2 separate regions of the Homo sapiens genome follow, and region 2 is linked to region 1. A link is a loop called in an ENCODE intact Hi-C map of the cell type or tissue named here. Cell type or tissue: mammary epithelial cell. All regions are shown on one strand. Each heading gives the region's core, and the rest is flanking DNA. Links, peaks and the distances in the headings are about the cores only.

Region 1 (6,409 bases), core at 642-5,641:
GTATCAGGGTAATGCTGGCTTTATAGAATGAGTTAGGGAGGAGTTCCTCCTCCTCAATTTTTTGGAGTAGTTACAGTATGATTAGTGCCAGGTCTTTTTTGTACATCTTGTAGAATTTGGCTGTGAATCCATCTGGTCTGGGGCTTCTTTTTGGTGGTAAGTTTTTTATTGCTGATTGAATATTGGAACTTGATACCATTCTGTTCAAGGTTTCAATTTCTTCCTGATTCAATCTTGGAAGGTTGCGTGTTTCCAGGAATTTATTCATTTCCTCTAGATTTTCTAGTTTGTGTGTACATAGGTGTTCATAATAGTCTCTGAGAATCATTTGTATTCCTGTGGAATCAGTTGTAGTCACCTTTGCCATTTTTTATTGTGCTTATTTGGACTTTCTTGTTTTCACAGTTAATCTAAAGAGCAATCTATCAATCTTGTTTATTCTTTCAAACGCCTACTTCTGGTTGCTTTGATTCTTTGTGTGGATATTTGGGTCTCAATTTCATTCAGTTCTTTTCTGACTTAAGTGATTCCTGCTAGCTTTGGGATTTGTTTGTTCTTATTTTTCTAGTTCCCCTAAGTTCAATGTTAGATCATTAATTTGAGATCTTGCTAACTTCTTTTTATTATTATTACACTCTAAGTTCTGGGGTACATGTGCAGAACATGCAGTTTTGTTACATAGGTATACACTTGCCATTGAGGTTTGCTGCACCCATCAACCCATCACCTACATTAGGTACTCCTCCTAACGTTATCCCTCCCCTAGCCCGCCACCCACTGACAGGCTCTGGTGTGTGATGTTCCCCTCGGTAAGTGTTTGGCACTATAAACTTTCCTCTTAACACTACTTATGCTGTATCCTAGATATTTTTGGTATGTTGTGTCTCTATTTTCATTTATTTGAAAGGTTTTTTTTGTTTCTTTTGTTTTTGTTTTCTTGATGGAGTCTCACTCTGTTGCCCAGGCTAGAGTACAGTGTTGCAATCTCAGCTCACTGCAACCTTTCCCTCCCAGGTTCAAGCGATTCTCTGCCTCAGCCTCCCAAGTAGCTGGGATTACAGGTGCCCACCACCACGCTTGGCTAATTTTTTGTATTTTACTAGAGATGGGGTTTCACCATCTTGGCCAGGCTGGTCTTGAACTCCTGACCTTGTGATCCACCCACCTCAGCCTCCCAAAGTGCTGGGATTATAGCCGTGAGACACCACTCCCAGCCTTGACAGTATTTGTTTATTTCTGCCTTAATTTTATTGTTTACACAAAATTCATTCAAAAGCAAGTTGTTTAATTTCCATGTAACTTTGTGGTTTTGAGAGATTTTCTTGGTAATGATTTCTATTTTTATTCCACTGTGGTCTGAGATTATAGTTGGTATGACTTCAGTGTTTTTATTTTATTGAGACTGCTTTATGGCCAAGCATGTGGTCTATCTTGGAGTATTTTCCATGTGCAATTGAGAATATACATTCTATGGTTGATGGGTAAAGTATTCAGTAGATGTCTATCAGCTCCAATTGGTCAAGTGTTGAATTTAAGTCCAGAATTTCTTTGTTAGCTTTCTGCCTCAATGAGCTTTCTAAGGCTGTCAGTCAGTTGTTGAAATCCCTCAGTATTATTGTGTGACTGTCTACATTTCCTAACAGGTCTAGAAGTACTTTATGAATACAGGTCCTCCAATGTTGGATGTGTATATATTTAAGACTGTTAAGTCTTCTTGTTGAATTTAACCCTTTATCATTATGTAATATCCTTCTTTGTCCTTTTTTACTGTTGTTGGTTTAATGTCTGTTTCATCTAATATAAGAATACTTATCCCTGCTCTTTGTTGTGTTCTTTGTGCATAATAGATTTTTCTCCAACCCTTTATTTTGATATTATGGATGTCATTATGTGTGAGATAGGTCTCTTGAAGACAGCAGATGGATGGGTCTTGCTTTTTTATCCAAGTTGCCACTCTGCCATTTAAGTGGGATGTTTAGAACATTTACATTTTAATATTGATATGTGAGGTTTTGATGCTATCATGAAGTTGTTGACTGGTTGCTTTGTAGTTTCTACTGTTTGGTTGCTTTATTGGGTCTGTGGGCTATGTACATAAGTGTCTTTTTGTGGTAGCAGGTATTGTTTTATCATTTTCAAGATTTATTGTAAAGTTGGTCTAGTGGTAAATTCCCTTGGTACTTGCTTGTCTGAAAAAATATTTTATTTCTCTTTCATTTATAAAGCTTAGTTTGGTGAAATATGAAATTCTTGATTGGACTTCCTTGTCTTTAAGAAGGCCGAAAATAGGCCCTGATCTCTTCTGGCTCGTAAGGTTTCTGCTGAGACCACTGTTAGCCCAATAGAGTTCCTTTTGTACATGATCTGACCTTTTACTCTGGTTACATTTAATTTTTTTTCTTTAGCACTGGATTTGGACAGTCTGGTGACCATATGCCTTAGGGATGTTAGTTTTGTATAGTATTTCATAGGTGTTCTCTGGATTTCTTATACTTGGATATCTACCTCTCTAGGAAGGTTAGAAAAATTTTCTTAAATTTTTCATTCAAATATCTTTTACAGGTTGTTTTCTTTCTCTACCTCCTCTCAGAAACACCAATAATTTGTATGTTTGTATGCTTTACAAGATCCCATATTTCTCAAATGTTTTGTTCATTTATTTTAATTCTTTTTCTTTATTGTTAACTCACTGGATTAGTTCAAAAACCCAGTTTTCAATCTCTGAAAGTCCTTCTTCTTGGTAAAGCTACTTATAAAGTTTTCAATCATATTTTGAAATTTCTTAGGTGAGGTTTTCAATTCCAGAAGCTCTAATTGATTTCTTTTTAAGATGTTTATCTCTCCCTTCATTTCCCATATTGCTTTAGAAGATTTCTTTGTGTTGATTTTCAACCTTGACTTGGATCTTGTTGAGCTTCCTTGCAATCCACGTTTTACATTCTTTATCTGTCATTTGTGAGTTTCCATTTTGATTATGGACCATTGCTGGAGAGTTAGTGAGACCCTTTGGTGGTGTCACTACATTCGGATTTTTCATGGTGTCAGAATTCTTGTGCTAGTTCCTTATCATTTGGAGATGCTGGCAATTCTAATTTTTATAGTTATTTTCATGTGGGTAGGATTTTTTCTTTTTCTCTATAATACTGTTGTTTTGTTTCTTCTTTCCCTGTCTCTTTACCCTCTTCCCTAGAGTGTGTGACTGAAGAAAATGATGGGTAAGGTCTTTTGTCTTTGACCCTATAGCACTATGCACTTCTGTTGGTAGATTTTTTTACTGGGGTATGCAATTTGACCTATAAGTCAGTAGATGGCGCTTATGGGTAAGAGCCGGCTATGGCCAATAAGGCAGGGTATATGCTTGATCCTTGTTTACTGGTAAAAGCTGTCTGTTGCCCCAGGGAATGGGCTGACTCCTGGAAAGCACAGCAGTCCAAGCTCCCTCCTCAGCCCTGGAAGGAGACGGTAGAGGGGAAGGGCAAGATGGACAAATACACCTACAGGTCCCCTGATGGCAGGCACATGCACAAGTGCTAAGAGACAGTCCAGTGGGCAGCCACCAAGTACCCAGAGGTATAGGTAGGCATGAAACTGGGAAACCTCCTTAGCCCTGAGTTCCCTGCCTGGAGATGGCAGGGGGCAGCCTAGACTTCTAATCCTGGAAAGTGGACACTCCAGATGGCTGTAGGTCTGCCTGGGCATGGAGCAGAGAGGACCATCCTGCACCAGGATCTCTCTGCATAGGAAGTGTGAAGCAGCTCAGGCTGCTGTTCCAGGTGAGCAGGTGCTCCAAATGCTTGGAAATCTGCCTGGGTGTGGAGTGGAGATGGTGTCCCTGCACCAACATCTCTGAACAAAAAGAGTGGGGCAATTATGCCTGCAGAACCAGGCAAATGAGGGCTTCCAATGCATGGAGATCTGCCTGAGCATGAGGCAGAGAGGGCACCCCCATACCCAGATCTCTGCACAGAAAGATGCGGTGACTCAGGCTGTTAGTCTATGCTAGCAGTTGCTCCTAATTCTTGGAGATCTGCTTATGTATAGAGCAAAGAGGGCTCCACTGCACTACGATCTATGCACAGGAAAAGTGGGGTGGCTTAGGCTGCTGATCAAGGTGAAGGGATGCTCAAAAAGCCTGGAGATCTGCCTGGCTCTGGAACAGAGAAGACCCTGCTGCACAAAAATCTCAGGGGAACAGGCTGGGGCACCCAGCAATGGCACATGCAGACCAGATCCAGGTTGTCAAGCTGGCCCTGGCTGCAGGTCTCATCATTCAGAAGAACTGTGATTGGGGGAGGGCACAATTCCAGTGCCAACTGTTGAGGCACTTTCCAAAGTTCTGGCTGTGGTGACCCCTACCCTGCTCCAAAGCAAGCAGTTCAATTGCTGGCCCAAGACTAAAATGCCTACATGTCCATCATGCCAGCTCACCACAGAATGGCTGATTTTATATGAACTCAGGTTAAAAATTGTGTGCTGTTCTCAGTCCCACATCTAGGGAAATGCTTGCAGCTCTTTCTGGTATCTTTCCCTCACAGCATCTCTAAGCCTCTCCCTAAGTTACCTCCAGGACCTGGGAGAAACAGAGCGTTCTTCCTTGACCTGGGTTGCTCACATACCCAGTGGAAAAGTGTGTCACAGAGGGAGGTTCTCTGCTTCTCTCACATACTGGGGCTTCACTCACTTTTATCAGCCAGTCTCTGTCATGTGGCTGTTTGCCCACATTTTCCCCCACCAGGATCTGGGATGTCCTTCATGATTCCAGTGGATTCCCATTTTTCTTCCTGAATTAAAGTTCACAGAGTTGGTCTTTATGCACTATCTTGCTATTTCCAAGTGCCTGAAGCACACTAAAAGCCTCTAATCCACCTTCTTCTAAATTTTTTCTTTGAGGGGAGAAAAGAAGACTGTAGTGTACCACTCCATATATCAACAAGAATAGTGAATGAAGGAAAAAGTGGCAGAGATTATCTAAATGCAGTATATAAAATATGTATGTGTGAATGTGTATATCTGCATATATAAGTGTGTATAAATATAGTTTGAGACCACTCAGGCCTATTTTTTATTTTTACTTTTTAAAAAAGAACTACAAAGCACCATCACTGTCTGTGGCAGGTCCATTATATATGCCTGCCCAGCTTCCCTTCCTCTTCTTGTGACAACCACACCTTATGCCTCTTTCGGAGGGCAACCCCTGCTGAGTCTCAGCAGCTCTGATGAGCTGTTAGTTACTGTGCCTTGGTAACTCAATCCAAGATTGTACAATCAGAATCTGACTCCTGAGAATTTAAATCTAGATAAGGGCCATACGAAATAGCTGGAACCTAACCATTCCAATTTCCCAGGAACTATGTTTTGATTGTGAGTCCTCTCACTATCCCAGTTCTTGCTCTTGAAGCTTGGTTGCTTAAGTTTGCCTTCAATTTCTGTTAATTACCTAATATGTTTCTAGTATATTTCATTATTTCATGATGTTATCCAGATAGCATTTCTCTTGCCAGCAACCAAAAAACTCCAACTGATAAGAGAGACACATTTTGAGAACACACCTTGTTTCGGTACACTATTTGTAGGGCACTGTTTCTCAATGAGCATTTAAAGCACTATAAAAATCCCACCACTGCATCCATGAAACCCTTTCAGATTGTCATAAAATCAAGAGCCACTCTTGTGTTTATCCTGTTAGCCTAACAAAACCCTCCACAGGCTATCTGTCTATTTTCTAACTAAAGGTTTGAAATCTCCTGTTATGAATATCCAGTACACAGTCAAATGTCCTTTTTTGACTTGCATATTTAACGCCTTATTGCCTGTTTACTGCTTTACATTTATGCTGATTTATTAAGTCACATATGCCTCTATTAACATCAAGTATGTCATTTTTACCTTAGAATATATGCAAGTAAAATGCATAATAACATGGACTGTGCAAAATTATCATTCACCATAACAATAATATGCATAGTTACATGCACAATTCAAAACCACATCTCTGAAGGGCAATAAACAAACACATGCACATTGTAAAATATTCATAAGTCATTAAAGTAAAACATAGAAGTCCCCCTAAACACACATTTCCACTGACCCTGCAAATCTCCTCTCTATAAATTACAGCTAACAGTTGGGGTGTTACATTTGTCTCAGTACCTCAGCAATGACTCACTCATAGCAATAGTTCTTTAGAGGCCTATAAGCAGACTGAATGGAAGAGTTAAAATGGGTTAGTGGTTAAAATCTCCCACCAATAACCTAAAAAATTGAGAGTTATTTTTATCTTACTTTTCTAAGATATTTTTCAAGGTAATTGGAGAAAACAATGAGTATGGTCATATTTTACATTAGGAAGATGAGTCAAAAAAGGATTTAAATGAGTTTCTGATTTAAATACGTTTCATTTCCTTAATAA
Region 2 (6,409 bases), core at 538-5,537, 260 kb after region 1:
TCTAGCTCTGGTTCTTTCTAGCTGTCTGAGGTTGGCATGATTCCTTATAGTATCAATGAGCTTTAGGGTGGTATTAAGAAGACCCACACCCAAGCCAGACATCCTGAATTTAAGCACTGCCCCAGTATCTTCATTCACAAAATGGGGATGATACCAATGCCCACCACATGGGTTAGTGGCATGAAGTGACTTAATAAATATAAAGCATTTAGAATATTCTCTGGGCATGTAGTAAGCAATGTTGTGAGAATAAAAGGGAATTGAGGGAGCTACTATTTGTAAACTCAATATGTGCTCGACCATCTTTCATTTATAAGAACTCATGTAATCATCACAACAATCTTATGAGGTGATGAGAGGTGAGAGTGTGCTGGCAGTCCTCACAGCCCTCGCTCACTCTTGGCACCTCCTCTGCCTGGGCTCCCACTTTGGCGGCACTTCAGGAACCCTTCAGCCTGCCGCTGCACTGTGGGAGCCCCTTTCTGGGCTGGCCAAGGCTGGAGCCGGCTCCCTCAGCTTGCCAGGAAATGTGGAGGGAGAGGCGCGGGCGGGAACCGGGGCTGCCCCCGGTGCTTGCAGGCCAGCAGGAGTTCCGTGTGGGCGTGGGCTCGGCTGACCCTGCACTGGGAGCAGCGGGTGGGCCCCACCCGCCCCTGGCAGTGAGGGGCTTAGCACCTGGGCCAGCAGCTGCTGTGCTCAATTTCTCCCCGGTCCTTAGCTGCCTTCCTGCAGGGCAGGGCTCAGGACCTGCAGCCCGCCATGCCTGAGCCTCCCCCCACTCAGTGGGCTCCTGTGCCGCCCGGAGCCTCCCCAATGAACGCGGCTTCCTGCTCCAGGGCGCCCAGTCCCATCGACCACCCAAGGGCTGAGGAGTGCGATGGAAGGGTGTGGGACTGGCAGGCACCTCCACCTGCAGACCCCCTGCGGGATCCACTGGGTGAAGCCAGCTGGGCTCCTGAGTCTGGTGGGGACGTAGAGAACCTTTATGTCTAGCTCAGGGATTGTAAATACACCAATTGGCACTCCATATCTAGCTCAAGGTTTGTAAACATACCAATCAGCATCCTGTGTCTAGCTCAGGGTTTGTGAATGCACCAATCAACACTCTGTATCTAGCTACTCTGGTGGGGCCTTGGAGAACATTTATGTCTAGCTCAGGGATTGTAAACACACCAATCAGCGCCCTGTCAAAACAGACCACTTGGCTCTACCAATCAGCAGGATGTGGGTGGGGCCGGATAAGAGAATAAAAGCAGGCTGCCCAAGCTAGCAGTGGCAACCTGCTGGGGTCCGCTTCCACACCGTGAAAGCTTTGTTCTTTCTTTCTTTGCAATAAATCTTGCTGCTGCTCACTCTTTGGGTCCACTCTGCCTTTATGAGCTGTAACACTCACCAGGAAGGTCTGCAGCTTCACTCCTGAAGCCAGCGAGACCACGAACCCACCAGAAGAAACGAACAACTCCAGACGCGCCACCTTAAGAGCTGTAACACTCACCGCCAAGGTCTGCAGCTTCATTCCTCAGCCAGCCAGACCACGAACCCACCAGAAGGAAGAATCTCCAAACACATCCGAATATCAGAAGGAAGAAACTCTGGACACGCCGCCTTTAAGAACTGTAACACTCACCGCGAGGGTCCGCGGCTTTCTCGAAGTTAGTGAGACCAAGAACCCACCAATTCTGGACACAGTGAGGTAGGTTCCTATTTTACAAGTGAGAAAAATGAAGTTCAGAGAACTGAAGTAACTTGAATAAAGTCACAGAGCTAATACGTTGTTGAGCCTATTTTCAAAACCATGAGACATAATGAAGATGGACCTAGTACATGAGGTCTTCATAAGTGTTTTATACCTTACCTTATTAAGCTCCAACAGCTATAGGAAAAATATAGTATGTTGCAGTCGTGCTTAAGATTGTCTTGCCAAGTTCTATGCTGGGGCATTTTTTTCTATGTCTCAGTAGGTCCTTAGAAATGTATCAGTGGCTCAATAATCACCTTCAAATGTTGGTCTATATGACTAATGGATTTAAGGGTAAGGTTAATTTTTTGCCTTCTTCTTTGCACCTAAATCATGAGTGAAATACAGATAGCATAATATTAATTAACAGCTTTAGCAGTGTCTGGCTTTGAACCTGGTTCTGCCACTTTCCATCTGTGTGACCTTAGGCAAGTTGCTTCAATAACTTTCTCATCCTCAATTTCTTCATTTGGAAAATGGAGATGTTAATGGTGTTGCCCTCATAAACTTGTTATAAGCATTAACTGATTATAATGCATTCAAATCCCTTAGCATAGTCATGCAGATTATCATGAAATAAATATGAAAAGGGAAAAAGGGTCGTTTATTTCTATGATAGTTTTCTAATTCATTTTCCCATAGGAACAGTCACAGTTCTAAAACCACTGGACTAATTAATTTCCCAGCAGTTGAATCATCATTCTACTATGGGTCTGGAAGTAAATATGCATTAACACTGACTGTCTGGTGAACTAACCTCTGAATTTAAACATCATATATTAGCTTTCTATATTTTATAGGGAGCTCCATGGTTCATATATCTATCATTCACCATTCTCCATAGGATCCATTTTCTTCCTCAGTGGTTTTTCTTAAGCAAGCATGGATTTACTTCATCCATGCCTTTCTCACCCCTGTCATGCTTAAGAGTTACATTCTAACATCTCCTACATCATTCTCCTCATTTAAATACAAAGGCATCTGACCTAATACTCCCGAACCATCTCAAGAGTATGACTCATACAGAGAAATTCCTACTATTTCAGCATCTCACCCCTGTTGGATGACCGAACTAACCTTATGGCAAATTCAGCTTTAGTGAATGATATTTCTTAGGGTTGTTTTGTCCACAAAGACTCCTACTGCCAGAAATACGAAAATGGAAAATATGAGCTTTGCCTAGTAGTCCATCACCATCAGTTTCACAACAGTGACAAAACATTCTTTTCTCAAAAAGCATCAGCCACTTCCTCAGAGGATTACCTGGTGGAATCTCCCCCCATGCCCACCCAACCTTCACTAACTGACTCCATGGCACAAAGGGTAGGCTGGTATGAATCCACCCACCCTCTTCCATGCTCACCGACAGCTGAACAAGCCCCACACTTCTCCCTCCAAATAACTGGCAATGCCAGCAGAGACTTGGAACAGCAGGCAGACAAAGAAAAACAATTTAATTTCTCTCTGACTGGCTGCGGCTTTCCAAATGTGACAGCTTTTCTAACCAAATGGCTTGTATTCTAGTCAGTTAGACTGAGGAAGAAACAGGGTGAACAGTGACACCAAATGGTTAGATATACTAAGAAAGAGTGTTTATATCCTGTGCCACATCAGAAATGACTGAGGTGGCTTACATAGATAAGTAATAGTCAATAAAATAACAAATTAAAAGTAGGTAGTAAATTAGGAAACAAAATACTTTGAGACCTAAAAATGTCTACAGAATAGTAGATTTAAAAAAAAAAAAAGCTAATTTGAGCCACTAATTCACTTTCTAGCAGTGCAGAGGAAAAAAAGGAAATCTGTTCAGTTTCAAAGGAGAAGTACAATTCTTCCTCAAGCTACAATGACAGAAATTTCTAATAACAGGCTTTTAAGTATCTATTAAAAACTAGAGACCTTGGAAATGTACTTCATCCTTGCTTTTTTTCTTTGTGTGTATTTTCATTTATGTTATCTTTTCCAAATCTAATTTTCTAAACTTTTAGTTTAGATTTTTATTTGATACCACTGGATCATACTTAATTACAATCTTTATTCAGTCTCTGCTCAATTAAAAGCAGCCAAGTAGAACAGCTGTTTCTAAGAATATGTATTTTTTAAGTTATCAGTGGAAAGTCCAGTGAGCAAGAAGAAAGACAATGCAGAAATTTCCGTTTGATAGGATTAGTTGTTCATGATGATGTTCAGAACATCTCTAGTCCAACCAATTTATCAAACTATTAAGTTGCACTTAAAGCTTATAGTACTTTGGGAGGCTGAGGTGGGCAGATCACCTGAGGTCAGGAGTTCGAGACCAGCCTGGCCAACATGGTGAAACCTTGTCTCTATTAAAAATACAAAAATTAGCTGGTGTAGTGGTGGGCACCTGTAGTCCCAGCTACTCGGGAGGCTGAGGCAGGAGAATCGCTTGAACCCAGGAGGCGGAGGTTGCAGTGAGCTGAGACTGTGCCATTGTACTCCAGCCTGGGCAACAAGAGCAAAACTCTGTCTCAAAGAGCAAAAAAAAGCTTATATAACTTGTTCGATAATGTTTAATATGGATTTACTGAGAAAATGGTAGGCTGTAGAGCATGTTACAGAGAACAGAATTAAGTGATATGAACAGTGAACAAGCTACAAAAATAAAGAAAAATGGTATCTAAGGAATATATAGAAGCTCAAATTGAAGAATAAGAAATGAGAATGATAAGCATGCATGGGGGAAAAGAAGAAATTATCTAAATCATAAGAAGCAAAATGTATGGCAAAAACAGATTATTGATGACTTTAAATGAAGGGAATGGAGAACAAGATGAAAGAGACAGATAGGAGATGTGAAGAAAATAAAACATTGAGTCAGAAAGAGAGGAAATCTAAGAATGATTTTAAAATAACAGCTGGCAATTTTAGCTTACTCAAAGGTTAAAGTGCCAGAAAGTAAAGAAATGTGGAAAGAAACACGTAGTTGGCTCGTAATGGGCTCTTAAAAAACACGTTAGATTTTGGTTGCTGCTGAGACAGAAAGAGATAGGGGAATGAAAATAAGAAGAGAATTTGTAGATGAAAGAGAATGGATCAATGAATTTCTTTTCTATTTCATATTCTTCCCATCACAAGATATAAAGGGATAGTCAGAGAATTACCGGGATGATTGACATGTCAGAAAATAAGAACTCTGAGAAAAGATTAAATAAAAGCCAGTCTTTCCCCCACAAAATAATAGGTGAATGGTAATAATGTTTTCCACAAGTTGAGCTGCTAGCCATTCCTGCTGCATCCAATTGAGCTCATTGTTAAACTCTCTATACACCTTTTGATCATAAGGAAAAACTGAGAATCCTGAAAGCTCCTTCTTCCTCCCCTTTGTTCACATCTCTATCATATTGGATATTAATTTGTACTGACTTCTTTGACATGTGTATTTCCCCTACTAGACTACGAACTCTCCAGGACCAGGGACCAGAGTCATTCTGTATATTCATGCCTAATATCCAAGATCTCTCTCTGTATATTTATAGTCTACCATTTTTCCAGGAAGGGTTTAATGTGTCACCTGATTTTTGTTGAGAGAATCTGCTCTGCCAGTCTTCACTCTTTCCATTTCTCATAGTCATTTATTCAATTTCAATTTCTTGATCCAAAAATGTAGTCATTATTCTTGATTCTTCTCCTTCTCTACTTTTCCCTAATTCAGTCCATCACCAAATCCCATCAGTCTTCTTTTCAGTATGAATCTTGCATCATCACCTCTCATCACTTCACCATCACTTCCCATCCTGGGCTATGGAAACAGCTTTCCAAGTAGTCTCCCTGCATTCCCTTTTGCCCTTCTGTGTTTATTCTTTGCAGATCAGCCAAAGAAATCTTTCAAAGTCTAATTCCAATCATATCATTTGCCTAATTAAAAACTGATGTCTTCCCATTGCTCTCAGAACATTCCCCACAACCTGGCTTCCTTTCTTGCCATCCTCTCATCTCTCCCTTGCTCAATGGACTCAGTCTGCAGTGGCCTTCTTGTTGTGCCTTGAAAAAGTCAAATTTATCCCTGTCACTTACCCTTGCTCTACTGCCTGGAATGCTCTTCACCCATATCCTTGAATAACTAACACTGTCTAATCATTCATTCTCTTCTCAAATGTTACTTTCCTAAGATGCATTTCCAGACCATCTTTTCTAAATGAGCATACATAGATTACCTCACTCTGTTTTATTTTCTTCACAACACTTGTTACTCTCTGAAATTTTATGCTTATGTATTTTCTATTTCCTATGCAGAAATATAAACTCTCATAAATGCAAATATTTTGTCTATTCACCACTGTAGCTCTACATCTCCAGGATCCTAAACACATAGAAGATGCTTAATAAATAAATGCCAAATGGGCAAATAGATATGTTTGCACAATCAGGTCTTAGGTTCAGGGATAAACACTTTCCATTCATTATCTGACACTGATGTTAGTTGTATGTCTTGGTTTCTTATTAAATAAAATTATTATAATTTTTATAAAAATGATATTAAAATAAATTTAGGCCAGGCATGGTGGCCCACGCTTATAATCCCAGCACTTTGGGAGGCCGAGGTGGGCGGATCACCTGAAGTCAGGAGTTCGAGACCAGCCTGGCCAACATGGTGAAACTCCGTCTCTACTAAAAATACAAAATTAGCCGGGCATGGTGGCACATGCC

The links. Peaks named below come from ENCODE experiments on the same cell type or tissue, not always from the same donor. Only the 100,000 strongest peaks of a DNase experiment are listed, where the experiment ranks them.
Region 2: it touches region 1 in a loop (8-fold over the local background); 2 of 110 quality-filtered maps call a loop at or near these places.

Annotation. Positions count from the first base shown.
Region 1 is chr4:72,502,105-72,508,513 of GRCh38, forward strand. All of the region lies in intron 3 of ADAMTS3 (ADAM metallopeptidase with thrombospondin type 1 motif 3), which reads right to left. Among named protein-coding and RNA genes, the nearest start is that of ADAMTS3, 64 kb to the right of the region's middle. RefSeq lists an enhancer at 3,248-3,542. In mammary epithelial cell, for the core only: a CTCF peak has its summit at 3,309 (motif pointing right); no DNase peak of the experiment used is centred there.
Region 2 is chr4:72,765,364-72,771,772 of GRCh38, forward strand. No RefSeq gene overlaps it. Among named protein-coding and RNA genes, the nearest start is that of ADAMTS3, 200 kb to the left of the region's middle. In mammary epithelial cell, for the core only: no CTCF peak of the experiment used is centred there; a DNase peak (open chromatin) is centred at 2,748.